Linked DNA regions of Homo sapiens: region 1 is linked to region 2. A link is a loop called in an ENCODE intact Hi-C map of the cell type or tissue named here. Cell type or tissue: HepG2. All regions are shown on one strand.

Region 1 (8,000 bases), 320 kb after region 2:
AACAACATATTGTCAAACATCAAAATATATTTTTATTTGTCAACTAAATGCTTTAAAATAAAATATAAATATAAAGAGAAAAATTACTTTTTTTGTTGTTTTTATTGAGACGGAGTCTCGCTTTGTCACCCAGGCTGGAGTGCAGTGGCGCGAACTCGGCTCACTGCAACCTCCGCCTCCCGGGTTCCCGCCATTTTCCTGCCTCAGACTCCCGACTAGCTGGGACTACAGGTGCCCGTCACCATGCCGGTTATTATTATTATTTTGTATTTTTAGTAGAGACGGGGTTTCACCGTGTTAGCCAGGATGGTCCTCAATCTCCTGACCTCGTGATCTGCCCGCCTCAGCCTCCCAAAGTGCTGGGATTACAGGTGTGAGCCACCGCACCCAGCCCTAAAGAGAAAAATTTCTAAACTTTACTTTCTGACAGAAATATTTGGTAGGCAAGCATTCAGCAGAATGGTTGTTCAATAATCTGTGAGTATTTTGTTACAAACAGTGAAATATCAGACTCATCACAGAGATTTTTCCAGCCACGTGAATATTAAAGTACTTACGTAAGCATTTTGGTGGTTCTGACCATTGTCCATTTCTACATGTTATTCGCTTGTTACCCTCAAGTTGATACAAGTTCTGGCATTGGTACTCAACTGATGAAGCTGGAGCATATACTGACAACGGGAATGAAGTAATGTCCCCATTGTCAATAGGTGGAGGGGGCCCACATTTTCCTGTAGAATCTAAAAAACATCATTTCATCACTTGATTTGTTGTGAGAGCAAATCAAAATACAAGTTCAAATAAGGCAAACGCAAACACAGCACTGTATATAATATCAACAGTTTTGTGATTTCTGGTGAAAGAAATGAGTCCTGGAAGAAATTTTAACCCTTTAAACTGAAAGTAATATATTTAAGTTCTTTTCTCCGTACTGAAAGAACACATAAAACATTAACAAATATTGCTGCTTATGGTAGACCAGGATTAAGAAATGTCTTTCCGAATGAATACATGCTAAACATAGAAAACTATGACAAAGGAAGTTTCTTATTTCATATTCGAAAAATCCCATAGGAATTATAAAATGGAAAAGTATGACAAAAATTTTTTAAAAACACTGAATATACTTAATAATACATGGGGAGCTGACAGACAAATAAATCCATGAACTTGAACATACAGCAATATAAATTACCCACTCTGAAAATAAACTGAAAACAAAAAACTGAACTGAGACATTCAGAAAAATACAACAACAAATAATGCCGATGCAGAAAAAGAAGAGAAAGGATATTGGGCTGGAAAAATGAATAAATAAAATGATGCCTGAAAACTTCCCATTTTGACCATAAGGTATAAACTTATATTTAAGAAGCTGAGTGAACTCCAAAGAGGATAAAAACATTGGAATTTATACCAATATACATTAAAATAAAACTACTTTAAAAAAAGAAAAAAATACCTTGAAAGCAACTAGACAAAAACTATGCTTTTCCTCGAGGGGATCAACAATTCAAATGATGCTGAGTTTTTCATCTATAACCATGTGGCACGGTTTTCAAGTGTTCAAAGAACTGTCAACTCCAAATTTGATATCCAGTGACACGATCTTTTACAAGTAAGGGGATCAATACAGACATTCTCAGAGAAAGGGATACCAAGGGAATTTGTCTCCAGTAGACCTATGCCTAAAGATTAACTAAAGGAATTCTTCAAATTAAAATAAAACAGATAAAAGAAAGAGCTTGAGACTTTAGGATCCTGAAAAAATAGAAAAATAGAATGGATAAACAGAGGAGTCAATATAACAGGATATCTTTTTCCTCATAAGTTTTTTCAATTATGTTCGATATTTGAAGCAAGTGAGTTTAATATGGAGCTCAATGTATGCAGAGAAAATACTAGTGGCATTTATACTTACAACGTGGAGAGTGTAAATGGATCTACATGAAAGTAAGGTTTCCATATTCCAGTTGTAGATTTAAATGTCAGTGCCAGTAGACAGTAATATATTATTACATATATAGTATTAGCTAGAGCAACAACTTTTTAAAAGGAGGAGAAAAGCTATACAAAGAGATAGAATGGAAAACAATACATATGAATCGAAATTAATCTCCTTAATAATTTCCCTACAGGGAATGGAGGAATAGGGAAATAGGACTGAAACCCAGAGGAAACAGGCAGAAACAAATAAACGACAGAGATTTAAGTCCTATATATCAATAATTATTTTAAGTGTAAATGGTCCAAGTGCACCAGTTAACAGGCCATGAAAGGATGAATGGATATGTAAACATGACCCAACTATATGCTGTCTACAAAAACTCACTTCAATAATAAACATAGGTAGAGTCTAAGTAAAATAGTGAAAAAAAAAATACAGAAAAACATTAATTTTAAAACATAAAGGTGAGTAAGATACAATTTCCTTTTTTGGTTTCCCTTATTTCATCTCTTTATATTAGAATGACCCAGGACTATGTGCTCGGACTTCTTTTTATAAATACAGTCAGTCACACACCTTTAAATATAATCCATATACTGAAGATGCCCACATTTATATCACAGTCTATGATCTCTCTTCAACTGCCTATTCCATATCTTAGAATGCACATCACTTATGGCTGTCAAATGCACATAATGTATCTTTTATTACACGTATTCCTGAGAAGGAACTAAGTGTTGTAATGCTTAAAAAGTATTGTTTTTCAGGTTCCAACTCTCAATTTGGTCGAATCTTTCTGGAAAATAATATACCCTATTACTTGTGTTCTGTTCACAGGAAGAATTGAATTTTAAGCACCATCAGTCATTTTATTTGCATTTGAAAAATCTATTAATAAAAATGACTTCATTTTGTTTAAATCAACATATTTTAACCCTGCTATACTCCCCCAAAATGTTAAAAGAAATATAATACTCTACCTTTGCATTGAGGTGGTTCCGTCCAGTTTCCATTTAAACACATCACTTCTTCATCCCCAAACATTTCATAAGGGCTCCTACATTGATAACGTACTCTCTCACCAGATGGATATTTACTCATCTGTCTCGACACTATATAAGCATTTTGTACTGTGGGCGGATTCACACAGGAGGTGTCTGAATAGAAAAAAAAGAAGTGGTTCCACCTAGTGTTCATTTTGAGTAGCAAATCAACTGATAACAGTTACAAATATATTTCAAGACGAATTTAAAATAAGTAGACAATCTCATCAAATATTTTGTTGATTTTAATAAATTTAAATGTAATATTGAGGAAAAGACATGAAACTATTTTTTGTAAGGTACAAGCGTTGATGTTTTAAATTTCTTCTTCATCCTTCGCTAGAACACTGATAGACCTTTATTTTTCCCTTCTGGAAGCCAGTGTAAACGAAAGTTTTCCTGGATATCTCTCTTTGAGTTTGAGTAAACAAATATTACCAGTTCTATTTATTTAACATTAATTTATAAAATGCAAAAAGTCAGCATAAATAGATTATGTGATACCAGATTTTTGTTTGCAATCATCCTGCTTATACATTTTAGCCTCTTAAAAATAAACTCAAATAGGCATTTTCTTAGCGAATAAGCAAAGAATTAAAAACACATTTTGAAAATTACCCAAGTTAAAAGGAGGAAGAATGGTTAATCAAAGGATCCAAATTGGAGATGTGGAAAAATTTTTTTAAAAAGCCTATAATAATAAAAATAACCTCAGATAATTTAATTGCCAATGATTAAGGATATTATGCTGAACAATGCAAAATTCATCAGAGAGTTTCATATCCATGTGTAGTGAATAGACTATAGCAATGCTTCTCACTCGGAAGTGTAAATAGAATTCCCTGGAGGTGTTGGTAAAACAGTTTCAGGGTTTTACTTTGAGACTTTTGATTCTGGATGTCTAGAATGAGCTTACGGAATTTTATTTTCATTTCAAACAATCTCCAAGAAGATGATGATGCTACCGGTTTAGCGACCACACTTTGAGAACTATTGAGCTAAGATTAATCATCAAATACTCAGTTCCATCTTTTTATTTTTAGGCATACGACTACTTTGTCCTGCCGTAAAAACTTAATTTATGTCCATTTTAATGATGTTAGAGACAATTCTATATTTTATTCCCAAAACACTCTATATAAATAAATTGTACTTATATATTTATTTATTTCAGGTTTATTTATTTTTTTGAGACGGAATCTCACTCTGTCACCCTGGGTGGAGTGCAGTGGCACGATCTTGGCCCACTTCAATCTTCATCTCCCTGGTTCAAGCGATTCTCCTGCCTCAGTCTCCCAAGTAGCTGGGACTTCAGATGCATGTCACCATGCCCCACTATTTTTTTGTATTTTTAGTAGAGACGGGTTTTCACCATGTTGGCCAGGCTGGTCTCGAACTCCTGACCTCAAGTGATCCGCCCACCTCGGCCTCCCAAAGTGCTGGGATTACAGGCGCCAGCCACTGGGCTGGGCCCACACATTATATAAATAAATTTTGAAAATTCACCAAAGTACCTCTGCATGTTGGCCTTCCTGTCCATCTGCTATTAATGCATGTTACATTACTGGCTCCATCCATTTTGTAATATGTTGCACAAGTGTAAGTCACTTGCTCACCCGCCTTATACACATCCTTCTTCTCTCCCATGGGTATGGCATTTTCAAAGCTAGGTAAACTGAGACAATCTGTTTCTGAAATAGGAAAAATATGTATTTGTTCCGCAAATCTTTAAAAATAGGTTACATACAATACATGTAATGGATTCTAAAATAGCGATATATAGAATCAATGAATACTGTACAACATTTTTCTTATAACTTGAGAAAATATATTAGCCATTTTGTCTTAATTACATTAAATTCTTCTAAATCTATTAAAAATACAAGATAGAAATGATATTAGAAGACTGAAGAAATATTGGTAGCCGTAGCAATTGAGATTACACATTTTTTTGTTCACATTATTTTTGTCCATACTTGCCACCTGATATGGTTAGGCTTTGTGTCCTCACCCAAATCTCATCTTGAATAATAATCTCCAGGTGTTGAGAGAGAGACCTGGTGGGAAGTGATTGGATCATGGTGGCAGTTTCCCACATGCTGTTCTCACGATGGTGAGTGAGTTCTCACAAGATATGATGATTTAATAACTGTTTAGAAGTTCCTCCTTCACTCACTCCTCTCTCTCCTGCCACCTTGTGAAGAAGGTGCCTGCTTCCCCTTCAGCGGTAATGGTAAGTTTCATGACACCTCCTCAGTCATGAGGAACTGTGATCAATTAAAATTTTTTCTTTTATAAATTACCCAGTCTCAGGAAGGTCTTTACAGCAGTGTGAAAACGGAATAATACACCACCTATATTGTGTGTGCATTTCCAAATTTTTTGCTTCTATCAAATGTGAAATACTTATAATGATTTTTTAAAATATTTCAGAAAATGTACTTATAGGCAGATTGTTGATAAACTGACAGAAGATTGAATAATGTGGAGATTGATGAGTAGAGGCAGCTGTGCCCTAAGAACAGAGATGAGAAGTCTGAGAATATACATCAGAGGATGCTTAAAGTTCACACAAGATGATGTGAAAATGAACTAATTTGGCTTATAATGTCAAATGTTTTAATTACTACAGCTATAATTTCCCACAGCAGTCCAGAATATTCAAGAAAACCTTATGAATTTCTAGAGTCCCTGTTTACTTTCTTATTGGTACCACTTACACTTTGAATGAAGAATATTTATCATACATATAATAAAATTCAATGCACCATACTTATGCATGATGGAGGGTGAGACCATTTTTCTCCTAAGCATTTTGCAATTGCAGGCCCATCAATTCCAAAACCTTCAAAACATTTGTACGTAACTTCTTCTCCATACTGATAACTGTCTGACATGTGAGCTACAACACCATGAGAAATCTCAGGTGGAGATTTACAAGGAAGGCCTAAAAAAAAAAGAATGAATTCAGGTTTCACTAACTCATAAATTTAATTTTATATGCCTGTTTTAATATTAAGTAGTTTTATTTGAAAATAAACAATACAGGAGCTACTATGACATCACAGAGAAGTAACACAAATGTTTCCTAAAACTAGCCTTCTGGTGTCTGTCTGTCTATCGGACTGTCACCAACTGAAGAAGGACTTGAAACTAAAAATAGCAATACATTTCAGAAAGAGATCATCTATGCCTGGTAAACAATGCCTCTGTAAACTTACTAGTGATAATAAGATACACATTGAGAGTTAACGATTCCAGGTAAAACATAATATATTGTAGGAAATAAGAAGGGGCATTGTGGGAAGAATGTAAAAGAAGTTTTAAAACATAGTGGCAAAGCAAACATGACAACTTGCAGAACAGGTTTAGCTGTGTCCCCACCCAAATCTCATCGTGAATTGCAATTGCCATAATCCTCACGTGTTGTGGATGGGACCTGGTGGGAGAAAATTGAATCATGAGGGCGATTTTTCCTCTGCTGCTGTTCTCATGATACTGCGTGAGTTCTCCTGAGATCTGATGGTTTTATAAGGAGCTTTTCTGTCTTTGCTTTGCACTTCTCCTTCCTGTCATCATGTGAAGAAGGACATGTTTGCTTACCCTTCCACCAGGGTTGTAAGTTTCCTGAGGCCTCCCAGCCATGTGGAATTGTGAGTCAATTACACCTCTTTCCTTTATAAATTATGCAGTCTTGGGTAGTTCTTTATAGCAGCATGATAACAGACTAATACAGTAAATTGGTACTGCAGAGAGTAGGGTGCTGCTGTAAAGATAACCAAAAATGTGGAAGCAGCTTTGGAACTGGATAACAGGCAGGGGTTAGAACCATTTGGAGGGGTCAGAAGAAGACAGGAGAATGTTAAAATGTTTGGAACTTCCTAGGGAGTTGGACGGCTCAGAAGACAAGATGTGGGAAAGTTTGGCACTTCCTAGAGGCTTGTTGAATGGCTTTGACCAAAATACTCACAGTGATATGGACAATGAAGTCCAGGATGGGGTGGTCACAGATGAAGATGAGGTGAGGAACTTGTTTGAAACTGGAGTAAAGGTCACTCCTGCTATGCAAAGAGACTGGTGGCATATTGCCCTGCCTTAGAGATCTGTGGAACTTTGAACTTGAGAGAGATGATTTAGGGTATCTGGCAGAATAAACTTCTAAGTGGCAAAGAGCTCAAGAGGAAGCAGAGCATAAAAGTTTGGAAAATGTGCAGCTTGTAAATGCAATAGAAAATAAAACTTCATTTTTCTGGGGAGAAATTCAAGCCTGCTGCAGAAATTTGCAAAAATAATAAGGAGCCAAAGTTAATCACCAAGACAATGGGGAATATATCTCCGGGGCATGTCAGAGGCCTTCATGACACCCCCACCCATCACAGGCCCAGAAGCCCAGGAGGGAAAAATGGTTTGATGGACCTGGATCAGGTCCCTGCTGCTCTATGCAGCCTCAGGACTGTATCCCAGCTGCTTCAGCTCCAGCTGTGGCTAAAAGGGGCCAACAAACAGCTTGGTCCATTGCCTCAAAGGGTGAAACCCCAAGCCTTGGTGGATTACATGTAGTCTTGGGCCTGTGGGTGCACACAAGTCAAGAATTGAGGTTTGGGAACCTACAACTAGGTTGCAGAGGATATATGAAAATACCTGGATGTCCAGGCAGAAGTTTGCTGCAGGGGGGAGCCCACATGGAGAACCTCTGCTAGGCCATTGAGGAAAGGAAATGTGGGGTCAGAGCCCTCACATAGAGTCCCCACTGAGGCACTGCCTTGTGGAGCTGTGAGAACAGGACCACAATCATTGAAGCCCCAGAATGGTAGATCCATCAATAGCTTGCACTATGTTCCTGGAAAAGCCACAGACACTCAATGCCAGCCCATGAAAGCAACCAGGAGGGGGACAAAGCCACATCTGCACAAGGCTGTGGGAGCCCATCTCTTGCATCAGCATGACCTGAATGTGAGACATGGAGTCAAAGGAGATAATCTTGGAAATTTAAGGTTTAATGACTGCCC
Region 2 (8,000 bases):
AATTGTTTTTCTAGTTCCTTCTCTTTTGGGTAGGCTATGTCAGAGGGGAGATCTGGGGCTCAAGGCTGCTGTTCAGATTCTTTTGTCCCACGGGGTGCTCCCTTGATGTAGTATTCTCCCCCTTTTCCTAGGGATGTGACTTCCTGAGAGCCAAACTGTAGTGATTATTATTACTTTTCTGGATCTAGCCACCAGAAGGGCTACCAGGCTCTGGGCTGGTACTGGGGGTTGTCTGCATAGAGTCCTGTGATGTAAACTGTCTTCAGTTCTCTCAGTCATGGATACCAGCACCTGTTCCAGTAGAGGTGGCAGGGGAGTGAAAGGAACTCTGTGAGGGTCCTTAGTTGTAGTTGTTTGATGCACTAGTTTGGTGCTGGTTGGCCTCCTGCTGAGAGGTGAAGCCAGCTGGACTTCCTGGGTCGAATGGGGACTTGGAGAACTTTTCTGTCTAGCTAAAGGATTGTAAACACACCAATCAGCGCTCTGTGTCTAGCTAAAGGTTTGTAAATGCACCAATCAGCACTTTGTAAAAACAGACCAACCAGCACTCTGTAAAATGTGCCAATCAGCGGGATGTGGGCGGAGCCAAATAAGGGAATAAAAGCTGGCCACCCGAGCCAGCCGCAGCAACCTGGTCTGGTCCCCTTCCAGGCTGTGGAAACTTTGTTCTTTCGCTCTTTGCAATAAATCTTGCTGCTGCTCTCTTTTTGGGTCTGCACTACCTTTATGAGCTGTAACACTCACCGCGAAGGTCTGTGGCTTCACTCCTGAAGTCAGCAAGACCTCGAACCCACCAGGAGGAAGAAACAACTCCGGACGCACCATCTTTTAGAGCTGTAACACTCACTGTGAAGGTCTGCGGCTTCACTCCTGAAGTCAGCAAGACCAGGAACCCACCAGAAGGAAGAAACTCTGGACACATCTGAACATCAGAGGAACAAACTCCGGACACACCATCTTTAAAAACTGTAATGCTCACCGCAAGCGTCCGCAGCTTCATTCTTGAAGTCAGCAAGACCAAGAACCCATTGGAAGGAACCAATTCCAGACACACTGCCATGAGGTAGTGCTTTCATGAGAGCATCAGCTGTGGTATATAGGGGAGGATCAGGTGGTGGGTGGGACACTAGAACTTCCAAGAGAATATGACCTTTGTCTTCAGCTACCAGGGTGGGTAGGGAAGGACCATCAGGTGGGGGCAGGGTTAGGCATGTCTGAGCTCAGAGTCTTCTTGGGTGGGGCTTGTTGTGGCTCTGTGGGGAATGGGGGTGTGATTCCCAGGTTAATGGAGTTACCTTCCCAGGAGGATTATGGCTGCCTCTTCTGTGTCATGCAGGTTGTCAGGGAAGTGGGGGAAAGCTGGCAGTTACAGACCTCACCCAGCTCTCACACAACCCAACAAGCAAATCTCACTTCTACTGTGTTCCCCCAAAAAGCACCGAATTTGTTTCCAGGCAGTAGGGGAGCAGGATTGAGAACTTGCCCCAGGCTACTAGCCTCCCAGCTGAGAATGCAAGCCAGACTTTTGTGCCTCCCTACCTGTTAAGTCTGCACACCAGATTCACGCCCTTTCCTGAGTTCTGGACAGGAAAGTTTGTGTTCGGTTGGAATTGTTACTAAGTTCAGCTGGAGGTTTCCTTCTCCCTGTGGTCTTTTCCCAGTTCCTCCGGCAGCCCCTGTGAGACAAGTCAGAAATGGCTTCTCTGGGGACCCACAGAGACGATGGGGCTTTACCCTTTGCTTCCTCTACCCCTGTATTTCGCTCAGCTCTCTAAATTGTCTGAGCTCCAGGTAAGGTCAAATCCTTCTCCTGTGATCTAGACCTTCAGGTTCCCCAAGGGTGTGTGTTCAGGGGTGGACAATACCCCTTTCACACTTTTCACAGTTTGGGCATTCACAGTATGTGGGCTATTTTCTGGGTCATGCAGGAGCAATATACTTTCTTCAGAGGGTCTGTGGATTATCTTGGCTTTCCTGTTATATCCTTGCAGCAGTTCTTGGAGCAAAAGTTCACAATGCGAGTCTCCACATCCTGCTCTGTCCATCCAAGTGGGAGCTGCAAGTTAGTCCTGCCTCCTATCCACCATTTTTTCCTATTTTGTATTTTAAATTAAAACTCATTAGAATGTAAACTCCATGAGGGCAATAATTTTAATCCAGTTTTTTCACTGCTAAATACCTCAAAACTGTTACATGTGCTGCCATTATCATGGACGTTCTAAACATTTCTCATGAATGAATGTTGATATAGCACAGTGCTGATCTCACCACCTGCCACAAAGTAAAAACTCTCTAAATGTCAAACACTACTATTATAAGTAATACTATTCTATCATTGAGACAACTATGGTTCTGTATCTCTTTAAGGAGTGCAGTCTAGGCAACAACATATTTCAACATCAGGTATCTGTTATCTCATGTTCCTAAGTTCATCTTTTTACCTGATCAATATTAGTAAAGATCTATGGCCTCAAGTGAACTTTACTCTATGAATTTACAATTGGGAACTTAGGTTGAAAATTTACCTAGTATTATTTATTCTGCTGCTATAATTTATTATTTATTCTGCTGCTATTGTTGCCCTAATCAGTTATCATGCTCTTACTGGACTCTGACATGGTAAGTAATGTCAATTAATATAGTTGTGTTATTTTAACATTATTTCAAAATATTTTAAGTGAAATATAAGACTCGTTACAAAAGGACTTAGACAGAGGTTATAAATTATTAACTTTTTCCTCAAGAGAAGTATTGTGTACTTAATGACAAGTTCCTAGTGCTTAGAATTGTTAAAATCTTTGTGAAGCACACCACTGAAGATGAGGTTGAAAAACCTGACTTTTATCATCATATTGATAATCTCAGGAGAACTCTATGCAGAAGGTAAAATTAATTCTTAATATTCTTTATTCTCTAAAACATACAAATGGAGATTCTAATATTTATACAACTCAAGTTTTAATATACTCTTCTATTTTCATTATCAATTTTATAACATATTTTATAAATATAACTTTTTATAATATTTAGACCTTTTCCTTTGAGCAAAATTAGTAAAGTGTTCTTACAGTAGCATAAGTCAGAAAAGCAAAACAAAACAAAAACCCTTGTATCTCTAGGGGGCATAGGAGACCAGGATCTAAATACTTCGAAAAGGTTTTCAGGTTAACAATATGTCCATTTCGAAGTCACATGTTAACTTTAATTCTAAATTTATGCTAGAATCCATTCCTAATACTGACAAAACTTGTACAATTTTAATTCTGTTCATAAGGTGAGAGTTTAATGTGGGAAATTTGAAAAGGAAATAGCCATAAATATTTTTTACTTTTGAGACTTTGATTTTTATCACAATGAATTATTCATTTGTTGGAGACATTAAGTAGTGATTAGTAGGTGAACCATATAATTGCTTGTACAAACAGGGACACTTAGAGAGTAAAAGAGGGGCTCTATTAATAACTGTTTGGACAACACATGTAAATCAGGACTTTCCAAACAAACCAATACCTATGGACTCCCTATTAGAAAGCTTTATAGTCAGATTGCCCAATGTGTAAGATTAGTGTGCGAGTGGAAGCTAGGCAGTGTACATGGGTATGTTGTTCAGGAACATTATCAATATTATCAGGCCATAGGATGAAGAATCCAGGGAGGACACTTAGCATTAGCAAGAGTGAACATACAAAGAAGGAAGCTACAGCAATACAGCTTTTCTAAAATAAACATTTTTGGGAATTTGTTGAAATTAAATACATAAGTTTTAACTGTGTTTTAGTTGAATAGTTAACTATAAATTTTCTACCAAAACATCTATAATTAAAATTATAAAAGTGAAAGACACAGAATTAATCTTATTTTATACTTTTAATTCTATAATAGGATGATTTTTGCATGAATTTCTTTTGATTTTATTTTTCTGTCTAAATAGGGAAATACCAGCAGATATAATTGTCTGTTATCTATACCATAAAGACATTGCAATATTCTAGTTAATTTTCTAATTATTATAAGGTTATAATGCTATTTTACACAACAAAAAAAAAAGTAAGCTGCTTGAAGACCAAGACAATGATTTTATTTTTGCATGCTTCTCTCAACTCCCATTGTGCACTTCAGGGACAAGAATTGAATTAATTGTGTTTCTCATTTCATGGTATGCAAGTATTATTGGCCTATGAAAGGTCTCACTCTTGCTTTACTTACACATTTTATCCCCTTATTCCTAATCTTGAAGTCCATTTCCCCTGGGACCTACTACAATGTTTTAACATGTTACTCTAGCTCTCTCAACCACAAATAGCTCTGGAATGAATATTGTAATATAACCAACTTATCTTTCTGTAAGAATGTCATCAGTCTGTATTCACTCACAGATAGCATTATTGAGTCTATTCTTGTACTTGATTTCTGTAATGAGAGATTACTTTTGCAGAATGGCAGTTTTGAAGTATATCATCTCTGAGAGAGGATGTAAATTGTTGCTCCTCATCATTCTCACCAACACCTCATATTGTCCATTTTTGTACTGGTTGCTATATGGTTATTCATAAAGTGATATCCCATTTTTATTTATTTACCATTCTCTGATCAGTAGTAAGTGTGTCCATCGCTTCATGTACTTTTTTTAATATGTTCAGACATCTGTGATTTCCTGGTTTATATGTGATTAGTATATTCCTCACATTTCTCATTAATTTTTTGTCAGGAATTCATATTCTCCAAGGCATTCCAGCTACCTTAACAAATAATGTGCCTATCCTGGTGGTGGAGGGAGATGTCCCAGGACAGAGAGTCTTTAAAGCCACAACCTAGGATTGTTGTGCAGAGAATACTTTGCTGCCCCTCCCTGACAAGCAACTGTGCCCCTCAGGGAAATTTCTTGTGTATTCACCATTGCACTGCTATTTTGGAAGACTCTTTTTATTGTAAATTCCTTTGGTGCTTGGGTGTGAAAAAATGGTGAGAATAATTCTCAAGGAATGGGGACTATCCAGCCCATGTTTTTCTGTCTGCTCCATCAGATAGTGGAAGTTTTGTTGCTCATCATTCCACATCCATTTCCTTCAAACCTAGGCTAGCACTACTAGTATTTTATGTCTCATAGTAGCATTAAGGTATACAGTGATCAACCAAGGCATTGAAGCCGTAGTAATCACACTGGATCTAGGCCTTCTTCCATCCATGACTGCCCATGTTTCTTCCCACCACAGCTCCTAGGATTGTTCGAGCATTTCTTTCTTTTAAGTGTTTTTATGACTTTAAGATCTTCAACATAAAGATATATTTTTAAAATATATGTTTTATTTGGAGTATAACATATCCAGAAAAATGCAAAAATCACAGGATACACTTATATAGTTTTTACAAAATTTTACACCATCCAGATCAAGATATAGAACAGTGATAGTACCCCAGAAATATGATCCTTCTAAGGCACTAAACCCCAAAGGTAACCATTCTGACTTCTATTATCATGGATTAGTTTGTTTTCTTTTAAAAAGTTATGCAAATGTATACATTAATTCATATGTGATTGGCTTCTTTCACTCAATATTATGTTTATGAGATTCACCATTTGTTCATTTCTGTTGTTGGATAATATTCCATTGTATGCATAGTCTAAAATGTGTTTATCTTTTCTATTATTTATGGGCATTTAGATTGTTCCCAGTTTGGGACTATATGAATACTGCCACTATAAGCATTTTTTTCCATGTCTTTTGGTATACAAATATGTGCTTTTTTTATTGGGTAATATGGTTTGTACATGTTTTACCCCAATATATATTGCAAAGGTGTTCTCTCATAGAGTTTGGACTGATTTATACTTTCAGTTGTAGAAATATGCGAGTTCCAGTTTCTTCACTTCTTCACAATCATTGAGATAGCTTGTCTTTTTCATTTCAGCAGTTCTATTGGATATGCAGTAGTATCTCATGGTGGTTTAAATTTTCATTTCCCTGATGACTAGTAATGCTAAGTACCAGGTCTCTAACCATTTAAATATCCTATTTTGCCAAGTTCTTGCCAAGTATTGCTTTGTTTTACTTGGTTGTCTGTTTTTTCTTTTAATGCTATTTATTTCAAAATTTTTTATGAGTTAGCATATGTTAAGGAGAAACTTTACCTATTCCTGAACTGTACTGTCCAATACAGTGGCCATCAGCCACATATAGCTATTGGAGACAGTACTTAAAATGTCACTAGTTCAAGATCAGATATTCTGTAAGTATAAATATGTAGTGGATTTTAAAGAGTTAGAAAAAAAAAGAATGTAAAATATTTTCAATATATTGGGTTAAATAAAAACCTATTATTAAAACTAACTTCAATTGTTCCTTAGTATTTTTATGAATGTGACTATTAGAAATTTTTAAATTACATAAGTGACTTACAATACATATCTATTAGGAAGTGCAGGCAGGGTGGAGTGGTTCAAGTCTTGTAATCCTAGTGCTTTGGGAGGCCAAAGCAGAAGGATCCTTTGAGTCCAGGAGTTTGAGACCAGCGTGAGCAACAGAGTGAGACCCCTCATCTCTACAAAAAATAAAACAAAAATTAGCCAGATGTGGTGGCATGTGCCTGCAGTCCTAGCTACAGGAGAGGAGGCTTGCTTAAGCCCAGGAGCTCCTGGTGGCAGTGAGCTATATTTCAGCACTGCACTGAAGCTTGGATAACTGAGGAAGACTCTGTGTCTAGGAAGAAAAAAAAAAGTACTGTTCTACGAAGTTATGCAAAGCTTCCCTGAAAAAGTGGTCTGCTAAATTTTATCATGACTGTTGGATGTTTAAAGTCATTTGCAGATCAATTATGATAAAAGGACTGCTTGAGTTGTCACAAAAGTACCTTAAAAATTTAAGTAAGAAAAATAAGTACTAGTTGAAGTGTCTCTAAAAACTTTTAGTTTGTATTGTCACCTGATTACAAATTTATGTTTTTAGATTTGTTTTTCCATTTTCAGCTTGACATTTACTCATTTCAGAGAAACCCTGTGGTTTTCCTCATGTGGAAAATGGAAGAATTGCCCAATATTACTATACTTTTAAAAGCTTTTACTTTCCAATGAGCATAGACAAAAAATTGTCATTTTTCTGCTTGGCTGGTTATACCACTGAAAGTGGAAGACAAGAAGAGCAAACCACGTGTACAACAGAAGGCTGGTCTCCAGAGCCAAGGTGCTTCAGTAAGTCAGCTGGATATGTCACTCAATGTTTCAATACTCAAAGAAATTTGTATATAAAAATAGGGGTCCAATAAAAATGGAAAGCGGTTAAACCTTTTAGTAGATAAGAACAAAATCACTAGCAATCTGTCTTTCTACAAAATGAAGGCATAATTTGAAATCCAGTAAATAATGCTTTTACATTAAAATGTTATTTTCTGTATCTGTTTTTAATAATACTCTGTTGAAGGGAATAGGGTAATAACTGAAATTATCATATTGCAAGGCAAAGAGAGGTAATTTACTTTAAGTAACAAGAAACTTATTTTGATAATTAAGCATAAGATGCCAGAAAAATGCTTGAAACTCTGGCCTCTGGAAGGGCAAGATTGCTACTCTAATGCTTTATCATTTGTAAGACTCATCTCTCTTCATGTGCCAACTTCTCTCATGATACCCATTGAAAAATGTGTTTTTCAATTTTGAATTGAAAGTTTGAGTTCAAAGTTGTGAGAAGGTAATCTAATTGACTCATTTCATTATTTTATATCAGGCTACACTATCATCAAACTATCAATGATCTTCCACTAGGGCAGGTGACCCAGAGTAAGGGGCTTTGGTTGAGCCAGTTTCGTTTAAAAGAGGATGTTGAATATGGCTATTGTGGTTGATATATCTAGTAAACCTATCTAGAAGTAGATGTGGTAGGGGTAGAAATTACTATAAGAACTAAAATTAGTAAATACAAAGAGAGTCAGTGTTAAATTGAATCCATTTTCAAAAAAATTATGCAGATATTTCCAAAATGAAATCGCCAATAATAACATTATACTTT

What was found. A loop is a pair of places that touch in the nucleus more often than their neighbours do. Peaks named below come from ENCODE experiments on the same cell type or tissue, not always from the same donor. Only the 100,000 strongest peaks of a DNase experiment are listed, where the experiment ranks them.
Region 1: a loop joins it to region 2, with 21 times the contacts of the local background. A loop is called at or near these places in 3 of 110 quality-filtered maps.

Annotation. Positions count from the first base shown.
Region 1 is chr1:196,738,557-196,746,556 of GRCh38, reverse strand. It overlaps CFH (complement factor H), which reads right to left. Exons shown (of 22, transcript NM_000186.4): 18 at 5,765-5,938; 19 at 4,506-4,682; 20 at 2,929-3,105; 21 at 558-740. Among named protein-coding and RNA genes, the nearest start is that of CFHR3, 32 kb to the left of the region's middle. RefSeq lists a silencer at 7,591-7,791. In HepG2, a CTCF peak has its summit at 3,122 (motif pointing left); a DNase peak (open chromatin) is centred at 3,086.
Region 2 is chr1:197,062,043-197,070,042 of GRCh38, reverse strand. F13B (coagulation factor XIII B chain) reads left to right here and starts at 2,783. Exons shown (of 12, transcript NM_001994.3): 1 at 2,783-2,883; 2 at 6,986-7,186. The coding sequence starts at 2,820. RefSeq lists an enhancer at 476-1,675. In HepG2, a CTCF peak has its summit at 3,110; no DNase peak of the experiment used is centred here.